3 separate regions of the Mus musculus genome follow, and all the other regions are linked to region 2. The links are chromatin loops, found by intact Hi-C in ENCODE. Cell type or tissue: heart. All regions are shown on one strand. Each heading gives the region's core, and the rest is flanking DNA. Links, peaks and the distances in the headings are about the cores only.

Region 1 (7,776 bases), core at 1,234-6,233, 220 kb after region 2:
TCAACTACACACCTAGCCCCAGCAACAACAGGCTGTTTGCCCCAGCACAGAGTCAAGATGACCCCTATCTCTCTATCTATGATCCTCCTGTGCCAGACTTCACTGTTATGAAGATGGAGGTAAGTAGGTGGACCAGGAAGGTTCCCTGGGTAGCATGTGAAGCTTACATGGGGATACCTGGGGCTGGATTTCCTGTCAAGCCCACTTAGTCGGGGCAGCCACAGAGCCCATCTGTCTCTCTGCCAGGGACCAGATGTGGGCCTTCGTAGTGCCAAGAGCTTGAATAATGGGAAAGGAGGCAGCAAAGCCCCCAAGGTGGTCTAGAACCCAGGAGTAGAGTGCAAATTATACTATTCTATCACTTCTTTCTGACAGGTCCCTAGCTCTGTCACTGAATACAAAGTCTCAACACTAGACTCTGCCAGCATCCTTCTGATGGTCCAAGGGACAGTGACAGCTATCATACCTTCAGCCCATGCAGAAATCCCTCTGTACCGTGGTGGAGTGCTCTTCATTGCAGCCAATGAGAGTGTCTTACTGAAGATTACTGTGCCCAAGGATCTGCTGATATTCCGGGCCTGCTGTCTGCTGTAGAGACTAGTTCTTAGTCTCTCTGCCTACCACTGTATCCTGGCCAGCTCCATATTTCAGGTGTAGCCCAATCCCTGTCCCTGTTGTGCACTCTTTGAATGTATACTGGATTAGAAGCAGTAAATTTGGCATTAGTAACTCCAGGAGCATGCCCAGGCTGGACCATCTTCAGGACAAGGTTTCTGTATGCATGAAGCCTGAGGCCTGCCACTCTTCTGTACCCTCTCAACACTGTTACCTCTGAGCCAGTGTGTCCACCAAAGAGGCAACCACTCTGCCCTAGCTGAGGTGTTAGGCTAACAAAGCATGCATCCCCCAGCATTAGCTCAGCATGCTCTCAGCTGCAGAGAAGGGAAGGGAAGGGAAGGGAAGGAAGGGAAGGGGTAGGCCAGTGGACTAATGAAGCGTATTCCCTCTAGCTCCGTCAAAGTAATTAAAGATCACTTGTGTTGAGGATACAGAGTGAAGAGCAGTCAGCCTTTGGTATGCCTGTCCCTGATGTGGGAGGAAGGAGCTCTCTGATGATGTCCAGGTTTGGTTTGAATTCTTCATACAGCTTCGTGGGGGTGGGCAGGCTGGATTCCAGAATGCTTTTACAGGAAGGGGTGGGAGAGGAAGCCAGCTCCAGCCTCAGTTGGACAGCTTGCAGGGAGGCCTTCTGCTCCTGTAGTTGACTTTTTCTGAGACTGTCTTCATGTTCCAAAGGTTGGCTTTGGAGCTCTGCTTCTGCTTCCTAATGGCCCCTGGTGTTTGCACATGGTATGTATGTGCACATGGTATGTATGTGCACATGGCATGTATGTGCACATGGCATGTATGTGCACATACATGCACCTGCGTGTTACTCCTCAAGAACCATCACCTTTTTTTGAGACAGGGTCTCTCACTGGTGCCTGGAACTCACCAGTTCAGCTAGACTGACTAACTAGCAGGTCTCAGTGGTCCTTCATCTTGACCTCCTCAGAACTGGGATTACAGGTGTGTGCCACTACTTTTGGCTTCTTATTTGGGTGCTTGGGGTGAGGGCTCAGGGATTTGAACTCAGGTCCTCATACTTGCATGGTAAGCACTTTAACAACTGAGCCATCTTCGTAGCCCCTTTATGTATTGTTGAGGTTATCAGACAGCTCAGGCTAGTGCTATGTATTGGGGGCTGGAGACACAATTCAGCAGTTAAAAAGTACTTGCTGTCTTTGCAGAGTACCCAGGTTTCATTCCCAGTTCCCATGTGGTGGCTCACAATTGTAACTCCAGTTCTAAGAGATTTGACGCCTGTTCTGACTTCTATGGACTCTTGCACCTGCATACATGTAGTACACACACACTTAAGTGTACCCCCCCCCCCCACATAAGATTAAAAAACCAAAGCTGGCTTTTAATCCCAGCACTTGGGAGGCAGAGGTAGGTGGATCTCTTAAATTTGAGGTCAGCCTGGTCTAAGTTTGAGTGAGTTCCAGGATAGCTAAGGTTACACAGAAAAACTGTATCAAACCAACCAAACCAAACCAAGCCACCCACTGCAGCACAGTACAGCTCACTACCAGGACTGCATTTATTATAACAGACTATGAAAGTGCAAGGCAAGAAAGAGGACTGAGGGGCAGTGTAAACAAACGTGGGGGAGGCACAGGCACTCCTGAGGAGGCTCAGACGCCCTCCTTCCCAGGGACAGCCTCCCGCAGAACACCCAGCCCTTGGAATTAAGGCAGTTAGGGTGTGAGCACCTCTGTGCCTTTATTGGTGTTATTTTTGTCTGTCCCCTAACAGCTGCCCATTTCTATCCCTCCTAGCTGGACACTACTGAGCTTTTTCCACAAGTAATGCTTTTCCACACGAGGCCACCTAGCTCGACAACTTTCCTTCCAGGGACAGTTCTAGCCAAGTACAACTACCCCAGAGAGTGTGGTTTCTTGGGCACTGCCCACCCCCAGGAGCTGCCAAATGTCCAGGCTACTCTGTTTTAACCAAACAGAAATAGAACTCCACACTTAAGTTCCACAAGCCCTTGTGGCCTCACTGAGCCCTACCACCAAGTCTTTCTCTACTCTGTACTATCTCTGTTCCCTCTGCACATGAGGACTCCACCTCTGCAGAGCCCTAGAAGCCTGGATATGGTCTGTGTTCCTTCCCTGCAGGCCATACATAAAGTGCTCAGAATGAGATCCTTGCACAGAGTTGCAGACTCCCACTGTAGAGCCCAGGCAGCATCTATGACCCAACCCAAGAACCAAGTAGATGTGCCTCTGGCTTCTGTCCCATCTTCCTTCTTGTGATGCTGCCAAGCAGTCGAGTAAAAAGCCCCTAGACATAGTATACTCTTTTCAGCCTTCCACAGCCTGAGAGCAACAACAAAACCCCCTGCTAGGCACTGGCAACAATCATGAGAACAGATTTGTGGCCAAGTAATAGGGAAAGCCTTATCTTTTGATCTTACCTTTTTTGCTACTACCTATGAAAGGACATAGCAGGCATATCATTTCTCCTAAGCCTCCAGTAATCACTGGACGGACAGTCACATGTGGTGCCCAACCCCTAACTCTGACTATTGCCGCCCCTTATGCTGGGAACCGTATCTACCCCAAGCCTCACCACACACCTGGGTAAGATAAAGCAAAGAGGCCAGGCAGTGGTGGCGCACGCCTTTAATCCCAGCACTTGGGAGGCAGGGGCAGGTGGATTTCTGAGTTCAAGGTCAGCCTGGTCTACAGAGTAAGTTCCAGGACAGCCAGGGGGCTACACAGAGAAACCCTGTCTCGAAAAACCAAAAAAAAAAAAAAAACCCCAAAGAGGAGGACCCGGGCAGAGGGGGACTGGGAAAACTAGATTCCAGGAAGAGGCTTAGTACTGAGTCTCAGGCTTGGGGCTTAGCTGTGTTCTCCCAGAGGCTTTTTTTTTTGTTTTGTTTTGTGCATCAGCCCTAGCCTTGCACAGGCTAGGCAAGTGCTCTACCAGCCTGTGAGCCCTGTGCTGGGGAGAGAAATGTGCCTTGTTAGAGGGAAGGCCTCCTTGCACTGCAGATTCATCAACTCAAGTGGGGTCCAGGAGCTGGCTTAAGTCTCCCCTTCCCATCCTGTCTAAACATTTCCATGTAGGCCAGAGTCACACAGCTACACCAGGACACCTCTCATCCATCAATACTTCTCAAAAGCTTACACAGCTAAACATAGGAAGGCACTAACTTCCCAGCAGCTCCCTCTGCTGGTAATAACAAAAACTGCAGATTCCTGCCAATCCAATTTTTACCTCAAAAAAAAAAAAAAAAGTCGGAGAAACTCTCCAATGCCAAGGAACTACAGATAAATAAACATATACAACAGAGCAGTTCTCTTGTAACAGGGGAAGGGCCAACAGAGTTACTAAGCCCATCCAGACAGCAGGGCCAGCAGAATGGTCCAAGTTCAGAGGTTCTGAAAGCCACAGGCCCACTCCATCATTAAGTTAGATTCCTTGCTGTAACCTAAGGAACAACCCACTTGGCGCTTCCCAGCTGTATTCTTTGAGATTCCTCCTGCAAGCCATAAAGTGCTGCTCTCTGCCTCTCACCATACCCCCAGCACAGCCTGAGTGAAGGAGTTCGTTCTTTCTTCTCCCTCCTCAGGAGGAGTCAGAATGTCTGTAAATGGTTTTCTTAGCAATCAGCATAAGAACCTCAGGAAGTTTCTCCTCCCTTATTAAAGTGGCTTCCTGAAACTGCCCCAGTGGGAACCTGCCGACTTCCACCTATCACCTATGACCCAGACGGGGGCCTCTGACATGAGAAGCACCAGGTGAGGGCTCCTGTAGGCCACTGGCCTCCCCAGAGGTCAATGCCTCCAGTGGTTCTAGGCTGGCGGTGATACCCAGTGCACTGAGTATCACTGTGAAGGGCCATTGGGGCCATCGGCCCATCCTGGAGGGCTATGGCTACTGGAGGGTACAGGAAGAATCCCCAAGGCAGCACCAGCAGCAAGAACACGCGGAAGAAGCAATAGGCTTAGGAGGAATGAGGTCCAGGTCCTCATCATCTGGAATCTCATCCAGGTGATATCCATCCTGCAGCAGCTGCCGGCTCACATCCTGGTTCACCTGCTAAAGGAAGAGGACAGAAGTGTAAAACAGGATGCGAGGCATACAGAGCTGCTGCCTAAAGGCAGGTCCCTGCTCTACCTAGCCCCAGGCCTCTGCACATCCTGCATTACAGAAGGACGGCCCTTTCTGTGCAGTGTCTTTCCAGCAGTGAGGAACTCCCCAGAGGCTCACTGAGAACCAGCCAGGCTTCTCTTTAAAAATCTGTCACCCAGATATCCATATCAAGATTGAAGAATATGGGGCTGTCCTCTGTGGTGGTACATGCCTTTGATCCCAGCACTTGGGAGACAGGCAGGCAGTTCTGAGTTCAAGGCCAGCCTGATCTACAGAGCGAGTTCCAGGACAGCCAGGGCTATGTAGAGAGGAAGGTTGGCAACAGAAAACTAGGCTTGAGTATTAGAGGTATATGTGGAACAGTAGAAAGTGGTAGGGGGACAGCATTGCTGCTAGTTCCTTCTGTGCTGGCAGGGCTAGGTTCCTGCAAAGCCAGCCTGCTTTCACCAGGGTGCTGGTAGGCAGGACATCAATGATGCTAGGACATTTTTAGACTTGTGATTCTTGACAGAATTTCCTTAGTTTTTGACAATCTTAATGTCTTAGACATATAAGGAGGGTACAATGTGCAAGCTGTTTTCTCCTTTGCAAAACTGAGATTAACCAATGATTCCTAGGAGAATAAAGACGAGCTACCCAGTGCGGCCATGTCCCTAACTGCAGCTCATTTGTACTTGTACTGGCACATGGTACCATGCCTGGCTGAGAATTTTCTGTCCCTTTGGTTCTCGCTGGGACAATCACTCTAGAAAGATGTCCTAAAGACCAGCCTAGGAGGTGTGCTCATACTATTGCCAGAGATGGAACTGAAGAAAGCAAGCTCAGTGGAAGATGGGTGGGGGAGGGTTGAATGCTGACTCAGAGAAAAAAAGGGAAGCCTTGAATTACCTTTCAACACTGGAAGGCAAACCTATGACCAGTGGGTCCAGGCTGCAAGAAACAGAAGACCTGGAAACTACCCAAAGAGGGCAGCAAGCAATGTTTCTTAGATGTAGTGAGTGACCAATCACAAGAAGCATTCCAGCACAGTTTATAGACACTTAGCCGGAACTTAGAAAGAGGATTCCAAGATTATGGACTTGACATCACTTCTAGCTCTGAGGATATATAGTCTCCTGAATTTCAACAGCCATCCTAAGATGCCTGTCTCTCTTTGCTTAGGGAAGAGGGAATAGTGGAAGACTAGGGAGCAAAGTGGAATCTAGCACCGTGCTGTGCACACAGCAGGCAGCACAAACATTTTGGCAGTGGTGGGTGGTGACCTGCCTGCAGCCTGACCCTGCACAGATAGGCGCTCTGGACTTGCCTCTGCAGAGGAATACCCGGAGGAATATCTGGATTCCAGCTCCCCATCACTAGGAGAAGAGGAAGACAATCAGTTCAGGGGACATCTCTGTGGCACAGCTGCAAATGGCGAGGGCATGCAAGGGGGTCTGAAGGACTTGTGAAGCAAAGACTGCACACCAGAGAACTCAAGCCCAGAGTCCCAGTGAGCACCAATGGCTCCCGCAGGTGATTCTCGCTAAAAGTGCAAGCCCAATAGGACAGGAACACTTCCAGCCATGCTATCCCTGGAAGGGACAGCAGTCAAAAGAGAGCAGCCCTGGAGTGTACATGAAGGGCCTCGGGGGAGAAAGGCAGCAGGCAAGGGCATCAAGCACTCTGCTGATCTATTCAAGTCACTGCTGACTATTTCCAAGGAAAGCACTCACCTGTCAGAGTCGAGGGACACCAGGTTTTCATCTGGACTCTGGCTAAGAGCAGTGTAGCCCTTGTTAAACTTCACTGACCTGAGATGGGGCGGGGAAGAAAGCAGAGGCATTTCACAGGGAAGGCCAGAGCCCTGATCCCTATGCAGAAAGAACTGAGTGGACTATTCCAGACTTTCCTTCTACCCGGTCACAGTCACCACGAACTGCTGTTCTATGCAGTTGGCTCCGGCTTCTCGGATTCTTTTCTGGCCCACTCTACTGCACTGAAAGCTCCTAGGAAAGGCCCACCTCCCCATTTCAGGAACCAGGTAAAAAGCTGCATCTTTCCACCTTAGCCTGGGGATCCCAGGCAAGTCACATTTGAGTTTCAGCTATAAACAGCTGTGTGAGGTCTTATTCAGCTCTAAGAGGGTACCATTCTGCCTTTAAAAAACAAACAAAAAAAACTCCAAAAATACTGCACGGGCTCTCCATCTTCACTCCCGGGACTCCAGCAACCATCTCATCCTTTAATGCTATCCTATCTGTGCACTGATGCAACTCCCCTTTTACAAAGTCTATTTTATGACTTTTCTATTTTGCACAGTCTTTTAATAAAGAGTAGAGGTAGTTCCAGTTCTCACTCTCCCACCCAGCCCCATCCCTCCTAGTTCCCATTCTTAAGATACCAGCAAATAAGCTAGCTAGCTCAACCTTAAACAGTGCCCTGATTCCCAAACAGGAAGGGATAGGGCCTTTGAACGCTGCTGACAGAGGAAGTAAAAAGCCCAGTGAGACCTTTTCCCTGAAGAATCGGGTCGGTTCGTCAAGGCACCCAGCATGCCCTTTCTCCGCAGAACGGCCTTGGCATGGTCCCGGTGCTTCTCTGGAAGTCAAAGGGTCTTATGTCAGCCAGGTCTTCCCCATTCTGCTGCTTTTCGGACTGTCGGGGACAGGAGAGGGCTGCACCTAAACCCCCTCCACTCTGGGGACAAGATCACGGGGCTCTAGAGACCAACCCCAGGCCACAGCAACCCGCTCGGGCAGAGACCCTTATGCAGCCCACTGCACTCACTCAGCTTAGCCTGAATGGAAGGTGCGCGTGTCACCAAGTAGGGTCCCCGCTTCTCCATGGCGGGGGGCGGGCGTTCCCCGAGCCGGAGGCCCGCGCCGCCGCTCTGTCCGGAGGGCAGCCCCGCAGTTCCTGCCACGCTGTCGGGAGCCGCGCCAGGCTGAGACCCCTGGGTGGACATCCGCACCGCATGCCCGCGGAACTCCTCGGTCGCCATGACCGGTCCCGCCCCGCTCCGCCAGTGGCCAGACCGGCGCGGGGAAGAACGAATGACAAGACGTAACACGCCTTTAGAAAGAT
Region 2 (7,776 bases), core at 1,770-6,769:
GATGTATGCCTGGCCAGTAGGTTGTCTTTTGGGTCAGTTGGTGAGACATGGGCTACTGCTTTCAGGCTACAGCCTGAGCACCTGTCATAAGGTCATGGGGTGGGGGACATTCAGATAAGTGTGAAAACAACAGTGCCTTTCTTAGGGCTCCCAGAGGTTTACATAAATTGCCTCCCAATCCTGCTCATACACAAGTACCTATTTCATCTTTGGACTGTGCTGGTGAGATGGAGCAGCCTTGATGGATTTGTTTAAAAGGTGCTTGGCCAGGCAAGCCTAGGACTATGCACTACTAGAGGTTGGGTGTGAGCAATTGAAGGCTTGGAAAGCAAACAAGCTGTGCTCTCATGCCTGGCCATCTGGTGGACAAAATGTGAAGGGGCTGGATATGGGTGAAAACGGTGCCAGACTCACGTAGCCATCTCTCTGAACTGGCTGCTGATCCCATTTGGGAGTCTCCGGTATTGGATCTAAGTACTCCGTGGTTAAGGAATACTTGTCCTACTTCCCAGTGTAGACCTACAGCCACGTCTTCTTGGCTCCTTCAGAGATAGGGCACAAGAAAGAGTGCCGGAGTAGGAGGAGCTAGAAGGGATGGCTATGATGCTGTTAAAGAGGAAGCACCTGGTATGGGACTCTAGTTGGTCTGAGGGCCACTAAAATTTGCCTCAGGCAAGCAGCTTAGATACCTGATTGTGGCTCCTTTCTGGGCTGATACTCTGGATGGGTCAGCAAGAGCTGGGCAGGCCTTCTGGGCCCAGGCCCACTTGGCTGGAACCTGATAGGAGTAGGGACTATTGGTGAGACATTGTGTCTTTGCTCAAGGGTCAGAGTTCTCATTTCTACTGTGGTTCCTCACTGACTGAAGAGTTTTGAATTTCTTTGAGTTGAGTCCAGTTCATTGCTTTAGCCAGGCAAGTTTCAGTTTAGTACTTTGGCTCTGTGCCACCAGTTCATTAGCTCCAGGCTTCTAGAACATTTAGGTTATAGGATCCCATAGGCATGAAGAAATTGAGCAAAAAACCTCTCCATTCCTCCTGTCCTTGGCATCCCCGTGGCAGTGCTCAGCATCCCACTACATCTACTTCTGTATCTGGGCCCTGGCTTGCATAGTTTGAGTGTTCAGGCCCCTGGGCCAGGCTGGAGAGGCACCTGTTTGTTTATTCACTTGGCAGAGGAGGGAGTCATCCACCCATTGTCTGCTGTTCTGTCACTGTGACATCAGAGTTCTTCTTTACTTCATAAACCCCTGGGAGGGGCTACCCCTAAACAGAACAATGGGCCTCTTCTTCAGGAGCACCTGGCTGCACCAGGCAGCCCTGTGGCTGGAAGCAGTGAGCTGTGTGTTGAGCAGGGCTTTCTCTTTCTTGTGGCCTAGATGCATCACTGTAAGCGATACCGTTCCCCAGAGCCAGACCCATACCTGAGCTACCGCTGGAAGAGGAGGCGGTCTTACAGTCGGGAGCATGAAGGTCGACTACGATACCCATCCCGAAGGGAGCCTCCCCCACGGAGATCACGGTCCAGAAGGTGAGTGGGATCTGGGTGGGAAGAAGCTTTCCTCAGCTAGATGAGTAGAATGGCCCAGAGCTCTGCTGCTCTCAGGCTCCTTTAGATGGCTGCTTCTGCCCAGCCGCCCGTAGATTCTTGCCCTGACCTCTCTGGGATCCTTGCCTGTGCTTGCTTCCTTTTCCTGGCCTCAACAGAAGTTACCTTCCTTGTCATCCTTTCTTTCTTTGTCAGAGTGGTCTCTCTCCCTCTGTATTTTCTAGGCCAGTACCCTACCCCTGAGTCTTCCTCAGTAGAAGTAGGAACATCACCCTAGCCTTGAAAGACTGGTCCCAAGTCCTATCTAAGTCCCCAGACCAAAGTTACAGTTGTAGCAGCCTGGTCAACTCTGCTATTCTTGGAGGCCTTCCTGTGCTCCCCTTCTTCTTCCTCCCTCTGTGGCATTAGAGGGACACTGTGGCACTAGAGGGACACTGTCATTACCTAAGGCTCTGGAGAATAAGCTTTGTATCTTTGTACCTTCTCTTGCCCTGTTCACTCCCCCTCAGCCTGGATACTTCAGCTCTAACAGGCTTTCCTTGAGAGCCTTTGCAGGGGCCCTGCCAAAGGCCTCTTGCCTGCTGGCTAGTAGGAACCCTGCAGCAGGAACCTGGCTAGTAGGCCTTCTTGACTCATCTTGCTACCCCCTCTTGGCAGCCATGATCGTATACCCTACCAGCGGAGGTACCGGGAACACCGTGACAGTGATACGTATCGGTGTGAAGAGCGGAGCCCATCTTTTGGAGAGGACTGCTATGGGTCTTCACGTTCTCGACATCGGAGACGGTCACGAGAGAGGGCGCCGTACCGTACCCGCAAGCATGCCCACCACTGTCACAAACGCCGTACCAGGTCTTGTAGCAGTGCTTCCTCGGTGAGTGGTGGCCAGAGTGTGCTAATAGGGGCCTAAAGGCCTCACCTCTTTCTCGCTTCTCTCAGGCTAGCTGGTCTGGGTGAGTACTGGCAACCCTGTGTACATACACCATTGTGGGTACACACATGAGGTGTGTGTGTGCGTGTGTGCTGTCTGGTATAGGACTGAGCAAGGATGGTATGCCTTCCATTTTCTGGCCCCTTGCCAGTGGCAACTATAAGGGCTCTGGCTCCGGCGTTGGCTGATTTCCAGCCTGTCTATATCTTTCCACTGTTCCATACACAGGCTACATGGTACACATGATTGGGACACACTTCTCAGGGCTGGTACTAAGATTGTTGTTTGTGGTTTGGGGCTATATGGCCTGGTCTTCTTCACATCAGGTCTGTCCCCATCGGGCCCACCCCATAGCTAAGTGCTTTGATGAGTGTGGATTTGACCTTCTCTGCAGCCTCATCTCCACAGTCCTCCTCTCCCAGAGGACCAGAGTCTGTTATTACCCAATAAAAAGGGGACACTTTACCAGTTAATTTTATTTTTCTTTTTTAAATGCTGGGAGTCCAACCCAGGGCCCATACATACGAGGCAGATACTCTACCACTGAACTGTATCACACCCCATTCCCTACACCTCCTCTTTGTTTTTGAAAGTCTTATGTATTCCAACCTAGCCTAAAACTCATGATCCTTTTCCCTCTACTTCCTGAGTGCTGGGCACCACCGCCTGGCTTCCTAGGCTTTTCTTTTTTTGATATGGGTCTTGAATTTCTGTGTTTACTTTTCCAAGTTGCTGGTCTGTAAGAGCACATCACTTTGCCCTGTCAGTCAGCTCAGGTTGGAAGCTTCTCATCAGACCTCCAGCCAGGCTCTCTTCTACCTTGTTCCTTTGTAGGTGTGCTACTTACGGTAAGGAGAGGCAGCTGTCTGCGTGGTGAGATCCCAGGCCTCACCTTGTTGCAGGCCACTTAAAGACCAGAGCTTGGCCAGCATTCTAGGGTGGTGTGTGGAACAGACCAAGAGCCCACACTGTATTCAATCCCATGGAAAAGGAAGGTCACTCGTGTTTACAAGGCTATGTGCTGTCTTCTCTTCTTCCTGTTTGTTCTCCCCGTGTTGTCCTCCTGCTGGCCAAGCGGCCTCTTAGTAGTGGTGGGTTTGGTGAAGGTATCTTCTCTACCCAGCGCTTGACCTGAGTGGTGTGAGCTGAAGGTTGACTTGCCGGTGAATCAATCATGGCTTGTGGCCTCACACAGTGCCGTATGCTGCCACTGGGTGGCAGTGCAAGTCTGGTGCTCTGCTTATTTTTGGTGCCCTCTGTCGTCGTGGGCTGGGTCTGGCTTAGGAGTGGCACAAGTCCTAAGGCCAGGTCAGGAGCTGGCTTGGGGCCTGAAGGTCGGCCAGCCCAAAGGATCTCAGCCAGGCTCATTTCCTGCTGGAGTTTGGTGGCAGGAGGGCTGCTGGCAGAAGTCTGTTTCTGGTAGTTGGTTAAGTCTGGCCAAGGATGTCATGTGGGGGCAGGTAGTAGCTTGGTTCTACGTGGCAGCTGTTGAATATGTTGTAAGGCTGTGTGGACCAGCAGAGGCAGGCAAAGAAAGGGTGAGCATACTGTTGCTGCTGAAGCCAGGATAGCCCTACAACCTGTCCAGAAGGCTGGACCCAGGTTGGGCCAGCCGCCTTTTTTGCGTCGTCTTCAGCTCTGGCCAGAGTCACGGGAGGGTCAGGGAGGGGGAGACTAGAAGAGGAGGGAGTCAGGGCTGTGGCTGTCCTCGGGGCCTGGCCCCTCTGTGTCATAGGCTGGACATCTTTCTGAGCATTTGTGGCACTCTTCTTAGAGATAATGTCCGAGTTTTCTTACATACCTGTAGCTGTTTTTGCTTTTCTGTTTTGAAGTCAGTTTGTGTCTTGACGTGTCCCTTGCAATATCCCTATCGTTATATATGCTGTGTGCCTTATGAAATGCTGGGATCTGGAAAATCCAACCAACCAACCCACCGGCTCCTCACCGTCTCCACCTCTGCCTTTGACTGACACCTCAATCTGTCAATCGGAACCGCCTACCATGCGATTGGTCGGATGGCGTTTCGGGGGGCGGTGCATGCAGAGAAGCCAACAGAGCAGTAAGCGCAGCAGCCGGAGTGTGGAAGATGACAAGGAGGGCCACCTGGTGTGCCGGATCGGCGATTGGCTCCAAGAGCGATGTACAGCCACCTTTCGTAAAACTTTACCTCTCTACTTTCTACCCCCCTTGTTAGATGAGACCTCTCCTGCGTGGAGGGGCCTCTAGTGCGCGTGGCGCCTTAGTGGGGCCACCAGTAATTGCCTGAATGACACAGACACTAGCAACTTCTGTTTTAAAGAGTGTAGCAGTGAGCAAGAACCTTTGTTGTTTTTGAGGATTTGAATGCTGTGAACTTGCAGGAGCTGCCACCCTCCTACCCTCCAGACTCTCATGCCCAGCTTCTTCTTTCTCACAGATGAGATCGTGGGGAACCTGGGTGAAGGCACCTTTGGCAAGGTGGTGGAGTGCTTGGACCATGCCAGGTGAGCGTGCTGGTACAAACATCCTTGAAAGAGCTAGTGCAGCTCTTTTTGGAGGGCCGCACCATTGCTGGATGTGTTGGGTTTGCTGATCTCATGAAATAAGGGAGGCATCCTTGGGGTTTGACAAGCCTGTGACATCACTACAAGAACTTTTAGCTAGTGTGTGCCTCCTCCCTGGTTACCCACTTCTCAGCTGTGGCATTGGATATGTGGCCCAGTGCTGCATCCCATGAGCTTTTGGATATTTTTGGCCAGGCTTCATCTATCTGGTTTCTTGGGCAGAGGAAAAGGTACATATAAGGTCCTGGGAACCTTTAAAGAATACAAAGGGAGTCAGTGCAGGGCCAGAGGAGGTGGACTTCATCTCTGCCAGCAGGGCCAGGGGCTTCCTTTGAAATGAGTTACATCTATGTTAAAGATAAGACGGCTGTGGGGAGGGACCTTGTTTCAGAAGGCTAAAGTAGTGGCCTCTCCCCTTGGCCAGAAGGTTGAGGATGCTGCTGGCTTGGCCTGATAGTACTTTTGCCCCTCCCATGTCTTCCTGAGAGATCCCAGCCGAAGGAAATGAGACTTTGGCCTTTCTCACCAAACAGCTACCAACTACCCCAGTGCGGCTAGGGTCATGAGTAGTCCATGCTGGCTGGGAAGGCAGTACCTGTATGTGCCATAATGCTGGGGCCAGATCATTCTCTCCAATCCTAGCAGTATAACACTTACTGCTTATCATCTGTCAGCCTAGAGTCTGCTTCCTTCCCTGTAGCTGTATGTTAGAGAGGCAACCCTCTGGAGAGCCAGTTCCTGCCTTAATAATCTCTAATTGCTTTAGTTACAGAGAACTGGTATCCTCATTTGAGCTATGCAGGGCACCGCTTCAGAAATGAAATATGAAGATGCTCGGGAGTTGCCCAAGTTACACCTCAGCCATTGATGACAGAGCTGGGCTTGCTGTTCTTGGTCTCCCACATTAAGTGAGCTGCTCAAAAAAGACCATTGCACCCAAAATCAGCCATCCCCTCAGCTATGAGATGAAGTGCTAATGAGAAACTTCCTCCTGCACCCATTTTCTATTCAACCATTTCTAGGTTCTTCATCATGAACCTAGAATGAGTATAAAGGGACACATACACACAGTCCTGTGACCAGATGTAGACAGGACAGGTCCAGGAACTCTAACCTAGGAAGACAGCTATACTATGGGCTGTCCCTCTTTGAGTAGTTGGGGGTAGGAAATGAGTCCCTGAAGTCACTAAAGGACAGACAAGGTCCTGGGTCCTTTAAGGTAAATGAATGCAAAGGGAGTCAGTGCAGGATCAGTGGAGGTGGACTTCAGCTCTGCCAGCAGCCTGGCAGGGGCTTCCTTTGAAATAAGTTATACATATGTTTAAAGATAAGACGGGGGCCTGGAAGCCGGGCAGTAGTGGCGCACACCTTTAATCCCAGCACTTGGGAGACAGAGGCAGGCGGATTTCTGAGTTCGAGGCCAGCCTGGTCTACAGAGTGAGTTCCAGGACAGCCAGGGCTACACAGAGAAGCCCTGTCTTTTTTTTTTTTTTTTTTTAAGATTTATTTATTTATTATATGTAAGTACATTGTAGCTGTCTTCAGACACTCCAGAAGAGGGAGTCAGATCTCGTTACGGATGGTTGTGAGCCACCATGTGGTTGCTGGGATTTGAACTCTGGACCTTCGGAAGAGCAGTCGAGTGCTCTTACCCACTGAGCCATCTCACCAGCCCCCAAGAAGCCCTGTCTCGAAAAACCAAAAAAAAAAAAAAGACTGGGCTCTGGAGAGATAGATGACTCAGTGGTTATGAGCACTGACTGCTCTTCTAGAAGGTCCTGAGTTCAAATCCCAGTAACCACATGGTGGCTCACAACCATCTGTAGTGGGATCTGGTGGATCTGGTGCACTCTCTGGTGTGTCCAAAGACATCTACAGTGTACTTATGTACATACAATAAATGAATAAATCTTTTTTTTTTTTTTTTTTTTTAAAGGTAAGACTGTTGTGGGGAGGGACCTTGTTAGAGAAGTTGGTAGTGTGGCCTCTTTCCTTTAGGCCTGCACTGTCCAAGAAACCAGAAAAGAAAATTTAAAAAAAAAAAAAAAAAAAAAAAAAGAGGGTTATCAAAGCAGGGCATTCTGAAGAGGGTGTCTTTGCCCAAAGGCTGATGAACTTGTTCCTAGCATCCAGGCCAACCCTTGAGGTATCAGGATACACCGTAGTGGGCCAGGACCACCTCATTTCAGGTCTCCACTGGTATCTTAGTACTAGCTCTCTTTGGCAACGTAGGCTGACATGTTTCCTTGTCTGCTCACATCCTGCAAATGGCCTTCTAGAGTAGGAGTGGAGTATGAAGGGTAGAGCAACAACTGCAGGAGCGAGATCTTGGGGGACACGGACAGAAGGTTCTTGGCCCTCTGTAGCTGGTGGTAAATTAGAGGCAGATAGTTGGGGGAAAGGACCTAGAATAGGGTGCAGTATAAGGAGTGACCAAGCTTCCAGCTAAAATTCCACTACTGGTACCCTAACTGCTTGTTCGGTCTCACTACTACCCAAGCCAAGAAAGCTTGGCCTATAGAGTAGGTTGCCAGGTAAGCTTCCAGGGATCTGGGGTAGTCAGGATTACCTCAGCTCCTCTGCCTGGCTTCTCCCTGGGGAGCTGGGAGTTTCTGAGATCCTGAATGGACATGACAACTTGAAAGCTGAGACAGCCCTAACAGATAGATGCCAGGGAAGCTTGAATGGTGAGCAGGTCTGGTGTTGCTTTTAACAGGCTAGATCTCAAGTATGAATACAGTCTTAGGACCTGTG
Region 3 (7,776 bases), core at 1,234-6,233, 240 kb before region 2:
GGCAGGTGGTTCTAATTTGAATAAAAAGCACGATGAGCCAGTCTTGGGGAGCAAGCCCATAAACAGCCTTCCTCCAAGGCCTCCTCAGGTCCTGCCTCCAGGTTCTTGCCTTGAGCTCCATCCCTGACTTCACTCCATGACGGACTCTAACCTGTAAGTATATGTACTGGTTGGTTTTGTGTGTCAACTTGACACAGGCTGAAGTTATCACAGAGAAAGGAGCTTCAGTTGGGAAATGCCTTCATGAGATCCAGCTGTGGGGTATTTTCTCAATTAGTGATCAAGGGGGGAGGGCCCATTGTGGGTTGGTGCCATCTCCGGGCTGGTAGTCTTGGGTTCCATAAGAAAGCAAGCTAAGCAAGCCAGGGGAAGCAAGCCAGTAAGGAACATCCTTCCATGGCCCTGCATCAGCTCCTGCTTCCTGACCTTCTTAAGTTCCAGTCTTGACTTCCTTTGGTGATGAACAGCAATGTGGAAAGTGTAAGCTGAATAAACCCTTTCCTCCCCAACTTGCTTCTTGGTCATGATGTTGGTGCAGGAATAGAAACCTTAACTAAAACAGTATAATAAATGCGTTCTTCCCCAAGTTGCTTTTGGTCATGGTGTTCATCACGTCAGTAGGAAGCAAACTAAGACAGACTGTCCTGTGGCCCCTGGAGGGTAGAGAGCATTTCCTGAGAAAGGAATGAAGCACTGCCTTCCTGCCCAGGCAGGGGCTTGTGACAACTGACTGGTCCCTGTCCTAAAAGAAAAGCCAGGAGCCTCACTCTTCTGCTTCTCCATTTTTTCTGCTTGTTTCTGCTTCTTCTCTGTCTTCTGACATGGGGTGCAGATCACCAAGGATGGGCTCAAACTCCTAGCTCGTGCAATCCTGCCTTAGTCCCGTAAGTACCTGGGGCTCCCATGAGTACCGTAAGCCTTTCCCTCTCTTTTTTTGCTCTGGTAGGGACCAAACCTGGGACCCTGCTCATGCTAAGAAAGTTCTCTACACTGAGCTATTTCTCCAGCCTTTGGACATTTTTTTTGATGGATTTTGATCTACTCTGTCCAGAAAAACTGAAATGAAAGGGAACCGAATACAGTTGTCAGAAACTTTTGGATAGGTGAGGCTTTGGGGGTTGATGGAGGAGAGATGACTGAGACCGTGAAAGTCAAAGGAGTTTACTTGAGGTCTCAGGAATGGCAGTTTGGGAAGCACAGACTCAAATTTCTGAATCACTGATCCAAGGAAGTCAGGAGATGGCAATTCATTACACAGTAACAATGAGACTCTTTGAGGGACGCAACTTCTGTTGGAGTTGAGAACAAGTGTGTGACAGAGGCACTGTGGAAGCTAAAGCTAAAGGATGGGATGAAGGCACATGGTGAAAAAGTCCACAGAGTAAGGGGTAACAATCCTTTGACATGTACCAAGTCCCCAAGACAGCTGCAGGCAAAGGTTGACCAGTCTCTCTCTCTCTCTCTCTCTCTCTCTCTCTCTCTCTCTCTCTCTCTCTCTCTCTCTGTCCCTCCCTCCCTCCCTCCCTCCCTGCCCCTCCACACACACAATCTGCCTGTGACAGTAGCGGGATGGTCCTCACTGCCGCCCAACACCAGCTGAGTTCTTTATTCCTGATATTCACCCAAAGCACACACCGGAGCACATTCCTAGCTAGGAACCCTGAAAGCGGCCTTTCTGAAGACCAACCCTAGTAGGGCCTCACCCACTGCAGCCTATGAGAACTTCCCCACCTGAATTTTCCAAGGATTGACCTACAGCCTAAGCCCTGGTCTCCATTCACCTGCCCTGTACAGCACCTCTTTGCTCTCCAGCTGAAGAGGTGAATAGCCATCACAGCCCACTGCCGCCAGGGTGCAGAGAGGACACTCTGCCTGTACCTCTGGGTCCCTGCCAGCACCACCCTGTGTCCCTCACAACAGCTCTCCCTCCCCTTTCCACCCCAGACACTGGTGCCCAGCACCCCTGTAAGCCTGGGCACTGGGGCTCTAGACCACTTCCCTCCCCATCAAGGTGTGAGATAAAAGACGAAAATTTGCTCCACAGTTGGTTGTTGTTGTTTTTTAAAGAATAGCTATATTTTTTCTTTTGAAACCACACAGCTAGAAGGAGCAGTTTTGTAATTGAGACTTCTCAAAGAGAGAGAAACCCAGCCCACACATTCTTCCAAATGCAATGAAGCTTTTATGGATACTAAACTTAGAAAGTAACGAGGTTAATAAAATGTTACCATTTGATGTTTTATGAAGAATTTATTGCTTTTCACAGGGCAGGGTTCTCATTTTAGGTCCAAACATTTTCCCCCAACTATCATGCTCACTGAGAATGCCCAGTAGTGAGCTCCACAGTGAGCAGACTCAGAGCCCTGTGAGTGCCCCCCACACACACCACACCCCTACACACACACACACACACACACACACACACCTAGAACTGTGGTGGCAGAGGATTTGGCAAGTCAAAACAGAGACCCAGAAGCAATATCATGTCACTTCCTATGACAGAGTAATACTTTTTAAAAAATGTGTTGTGTGTGTGCTTGCCATAAATGAAGGGGTGGCCAAGGACACCAGAAGAGGCCATTGGATCCCCTTAAACTTAATTACAAACAACTGTGAGTCACCCATGTGGGTGCTGGAGTCAACACTCGTCCCCTGGAAGACCAACAAGCACTCTTCACTAATAGGCCATCTCTCCCTCCCCTGACAGGGTCCCTCTTTACTGCAACCAGTGACTTAATCTACCAAGGGCACAGAACCAAAAAGAAGTGACTCTCAGGACTGGCAAGGCCATTTCTATCCTCCTGAGAAGAGTGGATAGGAGAGAGCCACATGTCCTGGTTTCCATGGTGAACAGGGGGAAGTTGCTGGCACCTTTTCTGGGACTTCAGGTTCTACTTTCCAAGTGGGTGGCATTGGTGTGAGCTGACGGGAGAGGCTTCTGAGTGGTTTAAGGACAGCGCTCTGAAGGGGGCTTTGAAAGGCAGATACTGGACACAGAGGCAAGCAGCCAGCTACTCTTAAGATACAGATGGAAGAATGGAGCTGAGTCAACCTTCAGCCATGCCTGTAGCAAGGACTGAGTCAGGAAAAAAAAAAAAAAAAAAAAAGACTCCTGTCTTCTAAGTATCCAGGTAGCCATTACCTGCCTCATTCACCTTACCACGATCTGCTGAAATTTAATTTCTTACCACTAGGTGGAGCCAATGTCCACCATAACATTGGGCCCCGAAGCTCTGAAGCTGAGGTCTAAAAGAGGTCGGTCGGTTCGGGAGGCAGAGGACTAAGGGAACTAAGGACTAAGGCTTCTTCCGAGATCTTTTCAAGGACCAGAAAAGGGCATGGGACAAAAATCTCTGTCCCCGAGCGCACTTTTTAAAAAGCTAAATGGACTCAATGCTGACCCTAGCAGTCGCAAACCCCCCACTTACCAGATGTCTGAGGCCATGAGAGAGGGTTCAGGAGTGCTGGGGTCAGTGGCTCTCAGCTCCTGCGCATAGAGAGAGCACGCATGAAGAAGTGTCACCTCCAGAAAGGGCGATCCTGTAACCGGAAGTTGGGGGGTACCCGCCAGACTTCAAAGTATATATTTGCACAAGCTCTCCGGGGGCTGTCGCCTTCAGCACTGCCCGAGGCGGGCTAGGTTAGTATTCGGCTTTGCAGAGCAATTGCTGCTGAGCGGTGCTCTATACAGACCACAGAGACAGGTGGAAGGGGGCGGAGCTCGGGGCTCAGCTGCTCCCTCATTGGATGTAGGGGTTGCTGGGGTACTGACGAGGGAGGGTTAGCTGAGGATGAGGGGCTGGGGCCTGAATAGGCTGAGAGGTGTGGGATTTGAAAGGACTGTGTGAGGAAGCTGTAGAAACCTGGTGCAGGTGTGATGGGTTCCTTCGCTGGCATCTAGGGTGGCCATTAGCCATGTTGTCCTCAGGCACACGAGCACATGGCCCCGGGTGTACTAGAAGAGTCAAGCTCCATGCTCCTTCAGGCAAAGTGTGCATGCTTCTGTACCTTACCTCTCCCAAAACAGAACTCCGGTTCCCTAGTGTGGGGGCGGCGGTGTGATAAAGTCAAGTACTGGGCGGCTCCTCCCCTAGCTCTTGCTGGCTTCCCGCCAGAGGAACAAAGGAGATGTCCAGCCTTCTTCCAATTTAGCCATACCTTCCTCTACCCTCATCTCCCCGCCCCCCTTTTGTTGTTGTTGTTGTTTTTCGAGACAGGGTTTCTCTGTATAGCCCTGGCTGTCCTGGAACTCATTTGTAGACCAGGCTGGCCTCGAACTCAGAAATCCACCTGCCTCTGCCTCCCTAGTGCTGGGATTAAAGGCGTGCGCCACCACGCCCGGCTCCCTCATCTCTCCCTTAAAGCAGCTTTTCTTCAGGGACAGTTTTGCAGGCCGGGCAGCCAGTAGACGGTCCCTCATCTTTTGTGATGGTCCTTTCTTTCTCATCTGGCTGTAGTGAGTTCATTACTAATCCATAGTTACTCACTGAGCGCCTGGCATGTACAGGTTCTGAGCCAGGCACCAGAGGAAAATCTGTGCTGTGGATGATCATACCCCTGAAGGCCTTGCCCCTTTACCTGAGGGGATATAGAAATTAAGCCAGAACTGGACTGGAAGCTTCCTTCCTGCTGACTAGCCTTCCCTGTGCCAGAAGGAGTTACCCAGGCTGCTGAGGGAGAATTGTCATCACTAATGTTACTTAGCTATGGCCCCTAAGTGGGACAGTCCTGACCAGCCAGGCAAGATGAGTCCACTGTGCAATAATAATAGCATGTTTGCTGCCCTGTGCATCCACAACTGGTACTGTAAACCAAATCAGAAGCCTGTGGCTGAGAAGGTCCTAGTGGAGATGTGGAGATGTCATAGTTGTTGTTTGGCTAAGTGGACATGATGTGTCTGTCAAATTTGCCTTCTAAACACTGCGTTTGTGCCTACAGAATAACGCTGCTATCAGCTTTGCTCAGAGAAATATGCATAACTGGCCAGGGTACCTGAATGTTCAGTAGTACATGGAACATCTACATCAACCAGGAACATTGCTGAAGGAGAGACAGAAAACAAGATCTGGAAGAAGGGTTCGGAGCGGGAGGAAGAGTGAAGTGATGACTTCCAGGCATCCAACATTGCATGTCATCAACTGAACAAGCTCTGGCCCATGACACCCCATCATGGGGCAGGTGCTTATGGGATACCATCCCTCCTAAAGATTTATTCAAGGTTAAGAATTGATGGGAAGGGGAGAGGCATTTTCTTCAATGCTATAGTCTCTGGTAAGGTATCGACGTTCCTGTAAGCAACCCTAATGAAACTCATTGGAAGGAACACACACACTAGGAAGAGAACGAGGATTAGAGGGAGAGGGAAGGGAAGAAGAGAGTACGATGGGAATGACTCTGATGGCAATATGTACATATGTGAAGTGTCACAAAGAACCCATCATTATGTATAATTAACATGTGCTAATAACATTTTTTAAAAAGATTAACCATCACCAAAAAAAAAAAAAAATCCTGTGTTGGAAACTTAATCCCTAATGCAACCGTAATGGAAGATGAAGCCTGTAAGAGGTAATTAGGGAGCTGAGACCCAGTCTCAAAATAATGACAATAATAACAGTGCTTAGGACCCGAGGGCTGGCCGGAGAGGACCGCTTTCGGTGTCAGGGCACTCAGCTCCTTGTGCTCCTCCGTGTCCACGCTCCCCTGTCACTTCCCAGCTTTCCAGAACTGGAAGAAGGAATTCTGTTCTGTGCCCTGTGTCAAAGATGCTACTACGGCACTTAGCAAAATGCCAGGGCAGGAGCCAAAACACAAGGTCACAGTCTTATTATTGTAGGGCAAAGAATAAGAATTTGCGAAAACTGACAGGTTGTCCCCAAGTTGGAGGATCTTAAGTGATGGGTAAGGATGCCAGCAGGAGTGTCTTAGGTTAGGTTAGGTTAGTGTCTAACTTATCAATAGTCAATTGTCAATGTCAAGAAGAAAAAGATCTCTCTTTGTTGCAGTTTTGCTACATTTTAACTACAGCTACAAAAACAAAAATACAAAAACAATAAACAAAAACCACCACACAAACAAATGGCTACCCATAGAGGAATTCTATTTGGGTGGAAGAGAACAGGATTCTTAGTCTATGCAAAAATCAACCTATTTTAAATGGCGGGTTTCCACTGAAATCTGAAGACCTGCCTCTGCAGACAAGTTCAGTGTTCTCTCGAGGTGATACTGCTGAGTCTCACTAGAGGGCAGCAGAAAATGGGAGAGAGAAGGCCCTGAGTGAGTTCCTACCACCTGAGGGGCTTCATAAAAAACAGTGGTAGTGGCAGTGGCAGTTCAATTGTTTCAGGAGGTTACTTTAGGTCAACCAAATCTAGGTCATCTATATGACATGAAGTCACTCTCTTCTCCCAGGTTCCCACGAGGAAGATGCAATTGCAGACTGGGACAGGGAGAGAAGGACGGGGAGATACAGCGTTGCTGGGTCTGAGGAGGAACACACAGTGCCTCCATAGATCCTACCTGTGTTCCCTCAAAAACTCTAAGTGACAGCTAAGTATGGGGACACAGGCCTTTAATTCAGGAAGCAGAGGCATCCAGAGCTCTGTGATTTCAAGGCCAGCCTGGTCTACACAGTGAAGAACCTGTCTCAAAACCCCCTAAAAATCTTAAGGCCCCAAGTGAAGTCAGGGCAAATGTGGCAATGGTCTCAAGCCTGAGTCCCAATCTGAGTTTAGCTCCTTATTTTCCTGGTTGGACTGACGTTTACTGAACCACTACTGTGCCCATGTTGTGTGCTAGTCTCAAAGTTTACAAAAGGAACCTGCCTGGAGAACAAGCTGCCCCTCTTGCCTCCAGGGAGTCCTGAACTCACCCTGGGTTGAAGGGCCCCTGGGAGTTTTGTGCCTGGGTACCCAGGTATACCTTCCCACTGTGGAGCTGCTCAGCCTTAGCCAGTCCTGTGCATGGTCAGCCGGCTTTTCCCCTGCTAGATGCCAGTTAAAAACTAGCCCAGCTTCAAAGCCTTTCCACCCATTTTCCTGCTGTGGCCTGGTAACAAGGAGGTGCCAAGACAGTTTGGGGCAGGAAGAGGCAGGACCCAGCTGCCTGTGAGTCCTGCCAAAACCACCCACACCTGCCTGGCTATCTGGTGCCCGGCTGCCCTTGCCTTGCTAAGCAGCTTTCCCACCATCCCAGGACCTACTAATCCATAGACTTTCCATGGTACTTGCCTCTGTTCCCTTGAGCACCCCAGGGTAAAGCAGGACCCAGAGCCAACCCTGAGGGCCACTGTTGAAAATAGGTAACGGTCTCCAGAGACAATACCCACTTTCTCCCTTCTCTATTCCAATTTTTTAAGCCCCTGCTAGATGCCAGGCCTACTCGGAGACCAAAGGTCAAAGGTGAGCCTGTGGAAGCTGGAGACTTCAACAACCTTCTCTCTGGGCTGGGGGCTGGGGTGAGGTTGGGGGAGGAGAACAGGACTGCACTGTTTTAAATATTCCTCTCTCCCCATTCAAGAAGCACTGCCCCCCACCCCACCCCCGTGTAACACCACTAAACACTAAGCAGGTTCACACCACTATCAGTGAGTCTCCACCACCAGCTACAATAGGCACAAATAACCTATGAGTTCAGATAATTGAAAAGTGTAGCAAGTTAGAAGACGATGTTTCCAGTGTGTATAAATATACCTAATTATAAGTTTATGTAACTTAATTATTAACAGTAGCTGTGTTTAACAACCCTCACAAAATTCCTGAAAACAATTCTCAGCTC

Evidence for each region. A loop is a pair of places that touch in the nucleus more often than their neighbours do. Peaks named below come from ENCODE experiments on the same cell type or tissue, not always from the same donor. Only the 100,000 strongest peaks of a DNase experiment are listed, where the experiment ranks them.
Region 1: it touches region 2 in a loop (2.0-fold over the local background); 11 of 42 quality-filtered maps call a loop at or near these places.
Region 3: it touches region 2 in a loop (4-fold over the local background); 21 of 42 quality-filtered maps call a loop at or near these places.

What each region holds. Positions count from the first base shown.
Region 1 is chr9:57,537,538-57,545,313 of GRCm38, reverse strand. Fam219b (family with sequence similarity 219, member B) reads right to left here. Exons shown (of 5, transcript NM_001166364.1): 1 at 7,480-7,776; 2 at 7,203-7,290; 3 at 6,426-6,503; 4 at 6,020-6,068; 5 at 2,127-4,659. The coding sequence starts at 7,693. The coding sequence ends at 4,495. It overlaps Mpi (mannose phosphate isomerase), which reads left to right. Exons shown (of 8, transcript NM_025837.2): 7 at 1-119; 8 at 376-1,046. The coding sequence ends at 594. Among named protein-coding and RNA genes, the nearest start is that of Fam219b, 3.9 kb to the right of the region's middle. In heart, for the core only: a CTCF peak has its summit at 3,791 (motif pointing left); no DNase peak of the experiment used is centred there; H3K4me3 peaks cover 155 bases.
Region 2 is chr9:57,755,470-57,763,245 of GRCm38, reverse strand. It overlaps Clk3 (CDC-like kinase 3), which reads left to right. Exons shown (of 13, transcript NM_007713.5): 2 at 1,379-1,530; 3 at 2,206-2,422; 4 at 4,523-4,619; 5 at 4,896-4,962. The coding sequence starts at 1,379. Among named protein-coding and RNA genes, the nearest start is that of Clk3, 5.8 kb to the left of the region's middle. In heart, for the core only: a CTCF peak has its summit at 3,686 (motif pointing right); DNase peaks (open chromatin) are centred at 2,463, 3,775, 4,495 and 5,471; H3K4me3 peaks cover 259 bases; H3K27ac peaks cover 1,951 bases.
Region 3 is chr9:57,993,971-58,001,746 of GRCm38, reverse strand. It overlaps a transcript of Cyp11a1 not described here. Among named protein-coding and RNA genes, the nearest start is that of Cyp11a1, 17 kb to the left of the region's middle. In heart, for the core only: a CTCF peak has its summit at 3,185 (motif pointing right); no DNase peak of the experiment used is centred there; H3K4me3 peaks cover 971 bases; H3K27ac peaks cover 419 bases; H3K27me3 peaks cover 3,904 bases.